Linked DNA regions of Homo sapiens: region 1 is linked to region 2. Evidence: chromatin loops called from intact Hi-C (ENCODE). Cell type or tissue: heart left ventricle. All regions are shown on one strand. Each heading gives the region's core, and the rest is flanking DNA. Links, peaks and the distances in the headings are about the cores only. Region 1 overlaps ANP32A (acidic nuclear phosphoprotein 32 family member A). Region 2 overlaps CORO2B (coronin 2B).

Region 1 (5,369 bases), core at 184-5,183, 94 kb after region 2:
TCCCAATTCCACTGACCATTTAAAAATATCCAAATGTGGTTACCCTACCTAGTGGAACTGAAATTACTCTGCTTGTATCAGAAGCTTTTCCAACACCCCAAAGAGAAACCTACACAGGACCCAATGCTTCATTCCTCAAGTGAACACCTAAAAGGAGCCCTCATATTCATAAGAGAGGTCAGTGAGGAGGCAATGAAGGTTCCCAAGATGTCAGATTGCTGGGGGTCCTGTACTTCCTGAAAAACTTGTCCCCAAAGCAAAGACCTGTCAGTCATTTTTCACCAATGGGACCTGAAAATTCCATGATAAACACAAATACGTTATTACTCTAAGGAACAATTTGTTGTTTAAAACTGAAATCTTGTCTTTACAGATCTCTCAAATTTGGCCTTTCCCCTCTGTTCCCAACGTTGCAGCACTGGTCACTGTCACCTCGAGTCACTTCAAGCCTGCTTTTGCCTCCACACCAGGTCTCTATGACTGTGAGGATGGAAGTGGTCAAGAGGCAGCCTGGATTACTGGGAACAGGCCTCGACCTAGAGGGCTCGACCCAACTGGCTCCATGATCTCAGCTCTCTCCCCCAGGCCTCAGGCTTCTGCCTCTGTAGAAAGGGGATGATGAGATCTGTTTAACCTATAAAGAGTAAACTCCAGCCTGGAAAACATTCCTGGCTTCTCACTGCCTTGGGAAAAATTCAAGTTCCTACACATGACCTCCAAGGTTCTCCATTCTTGGAGCTCCCTCCTCTTTATCCAACCTCAGCACCCCCAATCTCTCACTCTTACCCTACAAATCCAGTTCCCCTTCCCAGGAAGCCTTCTCCAACCCAGCTCTGTGCATCCTGGGGCACCAAGGGCAGCTGCTGCATGAATCATTTACTCGTGTATTAAGCATCCGATCCTCCTAGAGGTCAGGGACTGTCCTCCGTAATCAGCCTACCAGGGAGCGGAGACCAGAGCAACTGCTTAACAAATGTCCTGTTTATTGCGCCAGGTATAACATTAGGTGCTGGGAATATAGAGGTGAGTCAAACTGTCATGAAACGTATTCAACAGTATGACGAATAAATGTTGAATGAACCCTATCTTTTATAAACACCAGTGGTTTTTTGGAGTCTTTCTTGTGCCCAAGACAAGCATAAGCCCCTGAGAGGCAGGTCAGCTGTGCACACTCCCCCTGACCTGAATGACCCAGTGCTCTGCATGCAGGTCTCCAGCCCTCTCCACATGGGGCACACCTGCGACACTGTTGGCTGAGGAGACACGGAAGAAACAGTAAGCCAAGGTCGGGGTCCTTGCCAGCAAGAGGTGTGGTGGCCGGCTGGGAGGAGACAGCCACCAGTAAACAACTCCAGTCCAGTGTGCCAGGTAGCAGGACTGGGGCCGGGCCAGGGTGCATTCTTCAAATGCCTCTACCAGATAGAACAGGCATGCTAAAGGCAGATGAGGGGGACCCAGAAGGACCAACGGAGGAGATACACTATATCAAAAGCCAGGACTGGCTTAGAGGGCCCAGCATAAAATGAAAAACACGGAGCCCCTTGCTTAAAAATTAAGAATTCCAAGACAGTGACAGCAGCGCATTAAACCAAGTGCGTGCTGCACGGGTCACATGCCTGTGAAGCTGGCCCTGATTAAAGTGGACAGTTTGGGCCTGAAACAGAGCCCTTTGAAGGACAGGACCAGAGAGAAGGAAGCTTAGAGTAAGAACTGCTCCTTCTTTTTCTAGTACTTCCTGAGGCAACAAGGAAAGGTGGACAGAAGGCAGGCTCTCGAGTCCGAGAGAACTGGCTCAAGTTCAATTTTTCTTCTTTTTAGCCCAGCTTACCTTTCTGAGCTTCCGTTTCCTTTAGTGACTATAATGTCCATCACCTAGGGTTGGATTAAATAAGAATGTACTTGGAGCATCCCCAGCTTGGAAAAAGCCACTTGCCTTCCCCTTTTTCCATGGCTATCTTTACTGTTGCGTACAGTCAAGGCACAAGAATGGAAACGAAGGGCAGGTTAGCAGATTTGAGTCAACTAAGCTGTCTGTACGGCTTCCTTATAGTAAATACGAGGCCTCTTAACCTGTTGGGGAACCAGGAATGGTGTGCTTAAAACCGACCCCTTTGGATTTTTACATCCACACCTTGTTTTGTTTTTCACACTAACCCTGACCACCCTTGATTTTCTTTTCCTTCACGGAGCAAGAATTCAATACATATTTGTAGCTTTGGTTTCAACCTTGTCAGTCCCTGACTAATTTGGTTTTCAGGTTCCAGTCTTTGCACACAAGAGAAGACTCATATCAAATTGACCCTGTGTTTTTTGGTGCTCGTGGGTTTTAAATAGGTCAGCTTTTAAATGGGCCATCCCCTGTTGCAGATCCCATTTCAGCTAGAAGGCCAAACTGTCTGAGACACCAAGGTTTTAGACTGGGGTGATAGATGCTTGTGATTTTGTTGTTTTAACCATAAAATCGATGGTTTTGCTGAACAGCCAGTGTGGCAAAACCTGCAGAAATCAGTCAGGTTCCATGTTGGGGAAAAGTGAAAGCTCTGACAGAAAAGTTAGACATTTTGAAAGCTAGAAGGGCCTTAGGGATCTCCTAGGCCAGTGGCTTTCTACATTTTACACCGTGGCTCAGTACACACGTTTTTGTGTGTGTATAGGCATACACAACTGAAAACAAAACTTAACACTTGCAATTACTTTCTTATGTTACTTAGAACAAAATATGTGTAACGTGACCTACAGTCTGCAAAACTCTGGTGTAGGTCAGTTCTCTTTTTTCAGAGGAAGAAGCAAGGTCCAAAGTTGGGGCCAGAGTCACTGTGAGCTGGGCGATTCGTTTCCCTGCAGCACACACCACCACCAGGCATCAGAACTCACATCCCCAGTGGAAGACCATGGAATTAACAGATCACTCGTGTAGCTTTCAAGTTTCTGCTAACAGGAGGCTATTCTGCAGCCTCAACAGTAGTAGACCCAGATCTCCACACCTCTAGAAGATCTTTTAAAACCTTAACTAGGGGCAGAGTCCCCTATTACTTTAAAACAAACAAAAAATCTCCCCAAGAAAAAAGCATCCACGTCTCTGATTTTTTTTGTTGTTTGTTTCCTACAATAGAGCTCTGAAGGCAGGCGGGGAGCACATGGCCCGGGGAAGTCGGTGACGCCATCCTTATTATTTTAGGGAGCCAAGGAACACAAGCTGAGGCGCGCTGCAGCGGTAATTAAGCTGTCTGCCAGGGCCCCGGCTCATAGGCTAAGCCGCCGGCGCGGGGAGGGCCCGCATTAACATAAACCCTGTGACTTGCTCCTGCACCGCCTGGAACCGGCTTCCTCTGTCTCCTCCCGCGGGTGTGAGAGGGACTTGGGTTTCTGCTTCACCAAAGCAGAGGAGCTGGTTCCACCGCAGATGTTCCTCCAGCCAGAAACACAGACTCAGGGCAGTACTCCGCAGGCTGGGGTGGCTGCAGGACCTGAGTTTTGGGCTTGCCAAATGGGCCTGTTTAGCTGGTGAATCCTAGCTGGGCCCCTCCCTGATATTGTTCCTTTGCTTCCTCCCCCTTAAACCTCCTTCCTACCTTCCAGCTGGTATAGACTCCACATCAAGGACCTGTCAGTTCTACCTCCCGCAGGAAGCCTTCCCTGACTGCCCAGCCTCTAGCCCAGGCCTGTCTGGTTTAAGAGCGTGTATAGCTCTTAAAAGTGTTCACAGAGGAGCAGGAACTGTTTTGGGGTCTGAAGAAGGGAAGGAGGGGTTTTGGGTCTAGCTTTGCTGGGGGATGGGAGCTGCAGTGTGGAAAAGGGGAGATGAAGGTTTTAGAACTGGCAGGGTACACGACCCAGTGAAAATCTTACAGACTCAACTCTTTTTATTTTGAGACAGTTTCGTTCTTGTCACCTAAGCTGGCGTGCAGTGGCGTGATCTCGGCTCACTGCAACCTCTGCCACCCAGATTCAAGCGATTCTCTTGCCTCAGCTTCTCAAGTAGCTGGAATTACAGGCGCCCACCACCACGTCTGGCTGATTTTGTATTTTCAGGAGAGACAGGGTTTCACCATGTTGGTCAGGCTGGTCTTCAACTCCTGACCTCATGTGATCCACCTGCCTCCGCCTCCCAAAGTGCTGGGATTACAGGCGCCCACCATCACACCTGGCTAATTTTGTATGTTCAGTAGAGACGGGGTTTCACCATGTTGGCCAGGCTGGTCTTGAACTCCTGACCTCATGTGATCCACCTGTCTCCACCTCCCAAAGTGTTGGGATTACAGGCATGAGCCACCACACCCAGCCGCAGACTCGACTCTTTCTACATGGTTGTTCCCCTCCTACCTTCAGTGGATGCTGGAAGACTGAAGAGGTAGGTGCTGGAGGACTGAAGAGGTAGGCACTGGAAGCAGAGTCCCAGCAGGTGGTGTGTGAACAGTAACCAGGGAAGAGAAGGAAAAGGGGCCAAGATGCACCAAGGTGTAGTGCACAGAATGCTTGTCAGGCACTCTGATGACCTGGGCTTTGGTCCGCCTTGCCGCTAACTTGCTGTGTGACCTTCGGGAAGTCACTACCACTCTCTGGGCTTCTCCTAGTCCTCTAGTCCATACACTGGACAATAGAGCCTGAGTGCAGAAATAAGGTCCCTCTAGTTTCAAAATTCTCTCGGTACATACACTTTGAGCCTGAGTGCCCACCCCACATTCAAACTCAGTCACTGTTCCGGAAAGAACGTGGCCAATTTCATGGGTCAAGGGGCCCAGGATTCATCACTGAGGGATGCCAGGAAGGAAATCTGGGACATGGGGCAGTTACCCTGGGTAATAAGTGAAATGGGAAACTCAATCATCTAATCTCTTAAAACATATCAGCACCCCCAAAATAAGTACAACTATATCAATTTGTAAAATTAATTACAACAAGTTTTTAAAAACCACACATCAGGATATAAAAACACCCCCCAGAGGCCCCGGGTGCTGGGTTCTGAATGTGGGAGTCCAGCATTGTCCCATCTGATGTCTATCCTCTCACAGGTCATTGAGTGGCCTCCAAGATGCCTGGGGTGGGAGGAGAGGAGAGACCAGGATCACCCATCACTACTCAGATCCATGAGCTGACAATTCAGTGATTCAAAACACAAACCACAGCCGTTCTTGGTGATCTTATTACAGAACCACAGCACTGCACCCATGCAACAGAAAAGCCACAGAGAATGAAGACCAAGGCCTAGAGAGCAAAGAGGGTAAATCCTGCTCAATCTTCCTAAAACGCTGCTTTGATCACATCACATCATGTCTCATTACTCCCCTGTCCAAAAGCTTTTAATGGCCACAGGGATCAAGTGCAAATCCAGAGTACGATTCCCAGACCCCCACCCATCAGTGCTCCCT
Region 2 (5,369 bases), core at 145-5,144:
CCCCAAACTGAGGGTTGGTAGGTAGGTCACAAGCCAGGAAGTAGAGGAGCAGGGATTTTACCTGGCCTGCTCGCTGCAAAGCCCATGCTCTGCCAAGCTTCCTCATCACAGACAGCCAATGCTGTCTCCCAGTGGCTCATGTCTTACCCAGGGACCCAGCTAGGATAACAGATGAGCAGTGCCTGTCTTGATGTAGGGGGGACAAATTAGACCAGGGCTCCTGGAATCACTGGCCACCCAGGTTCCTCCTCAGGTCTCAATTTCTCCTGCCTGGCTCATGGTGAGAAGGATCTGACCAGTCCTAGCTCGGCGTCTTATTTAACCTGATATGTGCCTCATGCTCCAGGACCCCAGCTTGTAAACAAGACATCCATGGTTTGTGTCCAAGAAAAACATAAGGCTGCATCCCCGGCCACATGAGCCAAGAGACTCTGTTCAGTTTTGCACACACTGACTGACAGACCACGGTATGCCTTGCACCACCCTGGCTGCTGGGGTCCAAAGAGGGATCTGGTAGACCTGGGCTGGAATCTCAGCTTCACCATTTACCATCTGGGTGGCCAATGGAGTGTTACTTGGCCTCTCTGAGCCTCGGTTTTGCTCGTCTCTGAAACAGTAAGATACCTCCCTTTGGCTGTTGTGATGAGGATGAAGGTTAGCCTATGCCCAGTAGTATGCCTGTCCCTTCATCTATGCCTGCTCATCTCACTCTTGCTCTGGAAACACCCCTAGTAGAGGCGCAGAGGGGCAGGGCCCACCCCACCCACCAAAACGTGGTGCAGAATGAGGTCATTGCATCCACCAAGGTCAAGCAAAGGGCTATGCACACAGAGAAGAGAGAGAGAGATTAGTTTTGACCAAGGTGCAGAGAGGAGAAGAGGTAGTTAGCTGGACTTTGGAGAAGCAGGACATTGACAGACAGAAAAAGGGTTAGAGAAGGAGTCCCAGGAAGAGACCCAGTATATCCGGTGTGCTTGGCCTGGAGAGAATGCATATACAGTGCGCTTAGAAAAGGGAGAGTCATCTGGTGTGACTGGAGCCCTGGGGTGGTGGTCAGTGAGAGGAGCGGGCAGGAAGGGCAGCTGCGAAGGGCAGTTGGACCCAAGGAGAGAAGGCTTAGGGTTCAGGGTGAGCAGCCCAACTTTGCAGCGAGACTTGTGCTTCTCAAGCCATCTGAGCATCAGTGGACCCCACCGAGTGTGGTGCATGGGAGACACTACACGCTCCAGGGAACCAAGGGGACCTGTGTGGATGGAGGGGGTCACAGACAGATTTATGGAGGACATGGGGCCTGAACTAGCTGGATACAGGTAGATCAGTGGAGAGAAGGGAAGAGCGGAGGGGTGTGGCTGGAGGAGTGAAGGGAAGGGACACGGGCTTGGGGCACAGGAAGGGAGGGGCTGGCCTGGGCTGCTGATCCAGAGACAAGGAGATTAAGTCTGGATCAGAGAGGAACTAAGCTCTCGCTCCAGCTGCCAGGCCAGCTGCCCCAGAAGTACAGCCCTGAACCGCATCTTACCCGGGTGTCCACCCCTCCCCGCCTTGGAGCTAGGGATCTTGGCAGTGGAACCAACAGGTTCCTGAGGCTGGATCCCAACCTCTCCTGGAGGACGTGCTCTGGGACCCTAAGGGAGGTGCCTTGCCCAAGGTCACACAGGGAGCCTTTGTCCTAGGAAGGTCCCCTGACTCCCAGTCTGCACTCTCAGCCCCTCACCAGTGGCCCTGGTTCTACAAGGGAGGAAACTGAGGCTCAGGGCCATGGTGGGCTGGGCTGACAGTTCAGATTCATCACGCTCAACATTTACATCACAGCGTCTGCTCTCCTCAGGGTCCAACCTGGGTGCTGGGGGAAAGCACAGGAGAGGCATCCCCCGCTGCAGCCTGGGAGGGGGTGGGGCGTAAAGGAAATGGAGTTTGCAGCTTCCAGGGGGTGGACAGGAGGTCAGCACTGCTGCCAGGGCCCTTCCCACGGCCTCCCTGCCTCCTTCAAAGCACCTGAGGCATCGGCCACCGAGGCCCTCCCTCCACCCATTCCAGCTGGAATGGTCAACTTGCTGCTCACCAGACACGACATCCAGACCCAGGCTTGGGAGGTCAGTCGGCAAAGCTGCTGTGTGTGCCAGGCACTGTGCTACATACAGGGCTGGGGACGGCGCCAGGCCACAGGGGCCCAGAGGGAAGCTCTTCACAGCAGGTCTGGACCAGTTCCCCTGGTAGTGCCTGCCTGTTTCACCCCCAGCCCTCCACTTCCCTCTACTTGTCTCAAAACATTCAGAGGACACTGGTGGGATTTCACGAGCCCTGATTTCCCCAGCTCCTTCCCCATATCCCCCAGCCCTGCAACCTCCAGTGAAATCAATCCCCGTCCCCCAGGATCCGTTTCCCCTCCCTGAGCAGGAGGAGGTCCTCTGGAGTCTATCCTCCATCCCGCCAGGGATCCAGCAGAACATACCCAGGCCCTTCCCCAGGGGCTTTGGGCCCGAGGGAGGGCTGGGGGCCATAACTCTCCCTGGCATCTGGCAGAATCCAGTTCTTTCCGCTGCTGGGTGATGTCACCTATTGTTGAAGGCTATGCTTTTTATAGCTTCTGCCGCAGCTAGGGAGGGCGGCTGGCAGGCGGCAGGGAAGGGCGCTATCGGTTTCCAAGCCTCGTGCTCCCAGCCCTTCTCCTGGGGCCAGCAGCCGCGGAGAGAGAGAGAGGTTTCTGTCATCTTAAGGAGAGGGAGAGAGCGATCCCAGGAGAGAGGGAGGAGGGAGAAGAGGCAGGCGCCTCTTGCTGGTGGGCCGAGCTCCACATCTTTCCTTTGCCTTTTATTCAAGCTCTTCCATCCTGTGTCTGCTCTCCTCACCCTGTAGATGATGCCCCTCCCTGAGGAGCTGGGGGCGGGATGGACAGGATGTCAGCCCTGCTGGAAGCCACCCACCACCCTGCCTCCTGCACACCCCCACCTCCCGAGCTCCGGAACCAATACCTCTTGGAGCTGGAAGGGAGTGATGCACTTTTGTAGAAGGAAGGTAGCCCTGAGGGGCCAGTGCGCCGAGTGGGTCTTCACTAATGATTTAGCAGCCACAGAGAAAGCAGCAGTATGGCTCCCTGGCTAAGCAGCCAGGCTCAGGAGTCCCTTAGGCCTAGGTTCAAATCCTGGCTCTGCCACTTCCAGGCTCTGCGATCTAGGACTAGTTTCTTTTTTTTCTTTTTTTTCTTTTTTTTGAGAGACGGAGGCTCGCTCTGTCGCCCAGTCTGGAGTGCAGTGGCGCGATCTCCGCTCACTGCAAGCTTCACCTCCCGGGTTCAGGCCATTCTCCTGCCTCAGCCTCCTGAGAAGCTGGGACTACAGGCGCCTGCAACCACGCCCGGCTAATTTTTTTTTTTTTTTTTTTTTTTTTGAGACGGAGTTTCGCTCTGTCGCCCAGGCTGGAGTGCAGTGGCGCGATCTCGACTCACTGCAAGCTCCGCCTCCCGGGTTCACGCCATTCTCCTGCCTCAGCCTCCCGTGTAGCTGGGACTACAGGTGCGCGCCACCATGCCCGGCTAATTTTTGTATTTTTAGTAGAGACGGGGTTTCATCGTGTTAGCCAGGACGATCTCAATCTCCTGACCTCGTGATCTGCCCGCCTCGGCCTCCCGAAGTGCTGGGATTACAGGCGTGAGCCACTGCACCCGGCCTAGGACTAGTTTCTTTACCTCTGAGTACCAGTTGCCCTATTGTAAAATAGGAATCATCTCGGGCTCTGAGAACTAGATGAATATAAAAGTGTTTTGTGTCCCCTAAGAACTCCATAGACATTAACTGTTACTTTCTTTTCCTTAAGTGAGGGCCCAAGAGTTTAAATAACTTGCCCAGGCCGGGCACGGTAGCTCACGCCTGTAATCCCAACACTTTGGGAGGCTGAGGTGGGTGGATCACCTGAGGTCAGCAGCTTGAGACCAGCCTGGCCAACATGATAAGCGGAAGGACAGATCATGTCCTCCTCAGGGGGTTGGGTCCAGCCCAGGGAAGAAGGAAAAATCAGGTACGGGCACGGGCAGGAGTGTGGAAGAGAGGAGGAGGGTAGTCTGCCTGATTCCAATTCTGAGTTTGAATCCCAGCTCCTCCTTTCCTAGCTGTGACACCTGGGCAAGTTTTCTCACCTCTGTGGGCCTCATTTCCTTATCTGTGCAAGGACAGTCTTTAGTAGTCATAATAATAATAGGTAGCACTTATTCTTTCATGCATCCAGCGCCACAACGACCACTTCATGCATCCTCTAGCAACCCCCTCCCAGGACTCACAGCAGTAGATGCTCAACAATGCTTCCTTCTGGGTCCTCAGTTCGCCCCTCCTACCTCCCTGGGTTTGGTGGGATTCGTTTCCCATATTGGCAAACAGTGAGTCCAGTGCTCAGAAGATGTCAGAATCAAGGTAGATGTTGAGATTCTACCTCTTGTTTAGATGAATGATGATAAACTCAATTTTTAGAATGAACAGAATGATTGACAAGAAACGGGGAGGAGAGAGCTCCAGGAGCCTCCTGGCCCCTAAGCAAACACCTTCAGCTTTTCTCTTCACTGCAGGAGACATCACAGTTACTGTGCTCTTGGACCCAGGCACCATCTCTGTGGATTGGTTAGATGGAAATCTTGGAGCCAATGATTGTGTACTGTATACAGCTAAATTGGAGGCTTCTCAAGGGCAGAAACCATATCTTTTTCTTTTTCTTTTTCTTTTTTTTTTTTTTTTTTTTTTTGAGACAGAGTCTCACTTTGGCACCCAGGCTGGAGTGCTGTGACACAATCTTGGCTCACTGCAACCTCTGCTTCCTGAGTTCAAGCGATTCTCATGCCTCAGCCTCCCAAGTAGCTGGGACTACAGGCCCATGCCACCACTCCCAGCTAATTTTTGTATTTTTAGTAGAGACGGGGTTTCACCATGTTGGCCAGGCTGGTCTCGAACTCCTGGACTCAAGTGATCCACCCGCCTCGCATCCCAAAGTGCTGGGATTACAGGAGTGAGCCATTGTGCCCAGCCCAGAAACCATATCTTTCTTTTTTTCTTTTTTTTTTTTTTTTTTTGAGACGGAGTCTTGCTCTGTCACCAGGCTGTCATGCAGTGGCGCGATCTCAGCTCACTGCAACCTCCGACTCCCTGGTTCAAATGATTCTCCTGCCTCAGCTTCCCGAGTAGCTGGGATTACAGGCACGCGCTACCACGCCCAGTTAATTTTTGTATTTTTAGTAAAGACAGGGTTTCACCATGTTGGCCAGGCTGGTCTTGATCTCCTGACCTCAAGTGAACTGCCCGCCTGGGCCTCCCAAAGTGCTGGGATTACAGGTGTGAGCCACCTCGCCCAGCCCAGAAACCATATCTTATACTGTCCTGTTCTTCCCC

The links. A loop is a pair of places that touch in the nucleus more often than their neighbours do. Peaks named below come from ENCODE experiments on the same cell type or tissue, not always from the same donor. Only the 100,000 strongest peaks of a DNase experiment are listed, where the experiment ranks them.
Region 1: it touches region 2 in a loop (1.8-fold over the local background); 2 of 110 quality-filtered maps call a loop at or near these places.

The regions. Positions count from the first base shown.
Region 1 is chr15:68,792,231-68,797,599 of GRCh38, forward strand. All of the region lies in intron 1 of ANP32A (acidic nuclear phosphoprotein 32 family member A), which reads right to left. Among named protein-coding and RNA genes, the nearest start is that of MIR4312, 7.0 kb to the right of the region's middle. RefSeq lists enhancers at 1-199, 2,355-2,564, 2,915-3,164, 2,990-3,562. In heart left ventricle, for the core only: no CTCF peak of the experiment used is centred there; DNase peaks (open chromatin) are centred at 1,296 and 3,261; H3K4me3 peaks cover 1,325 bases; H3K27ac peaks cover 3,959 bases.
Region 2 is chr15:68,698,117-68,703,485 of GRCh38, forward strand. All of the region lies in intron 3 of CORO2B (coronin 2B), which reads left to right. Among named protein-coding and RNA genes, the nearest start is that of MIR4312, 100 kb to the right of the region's middle. RefSeq lists an enhancer at 2,513-2,700. In heart left ventricle, for the core only: no CTCF peak of the experiment used is centred there; a DNase peak (open chromatin) is centred at 2,615; H3K4me3 peaks cover 847 bases; H3K27ac peaks cover 2,003 bases.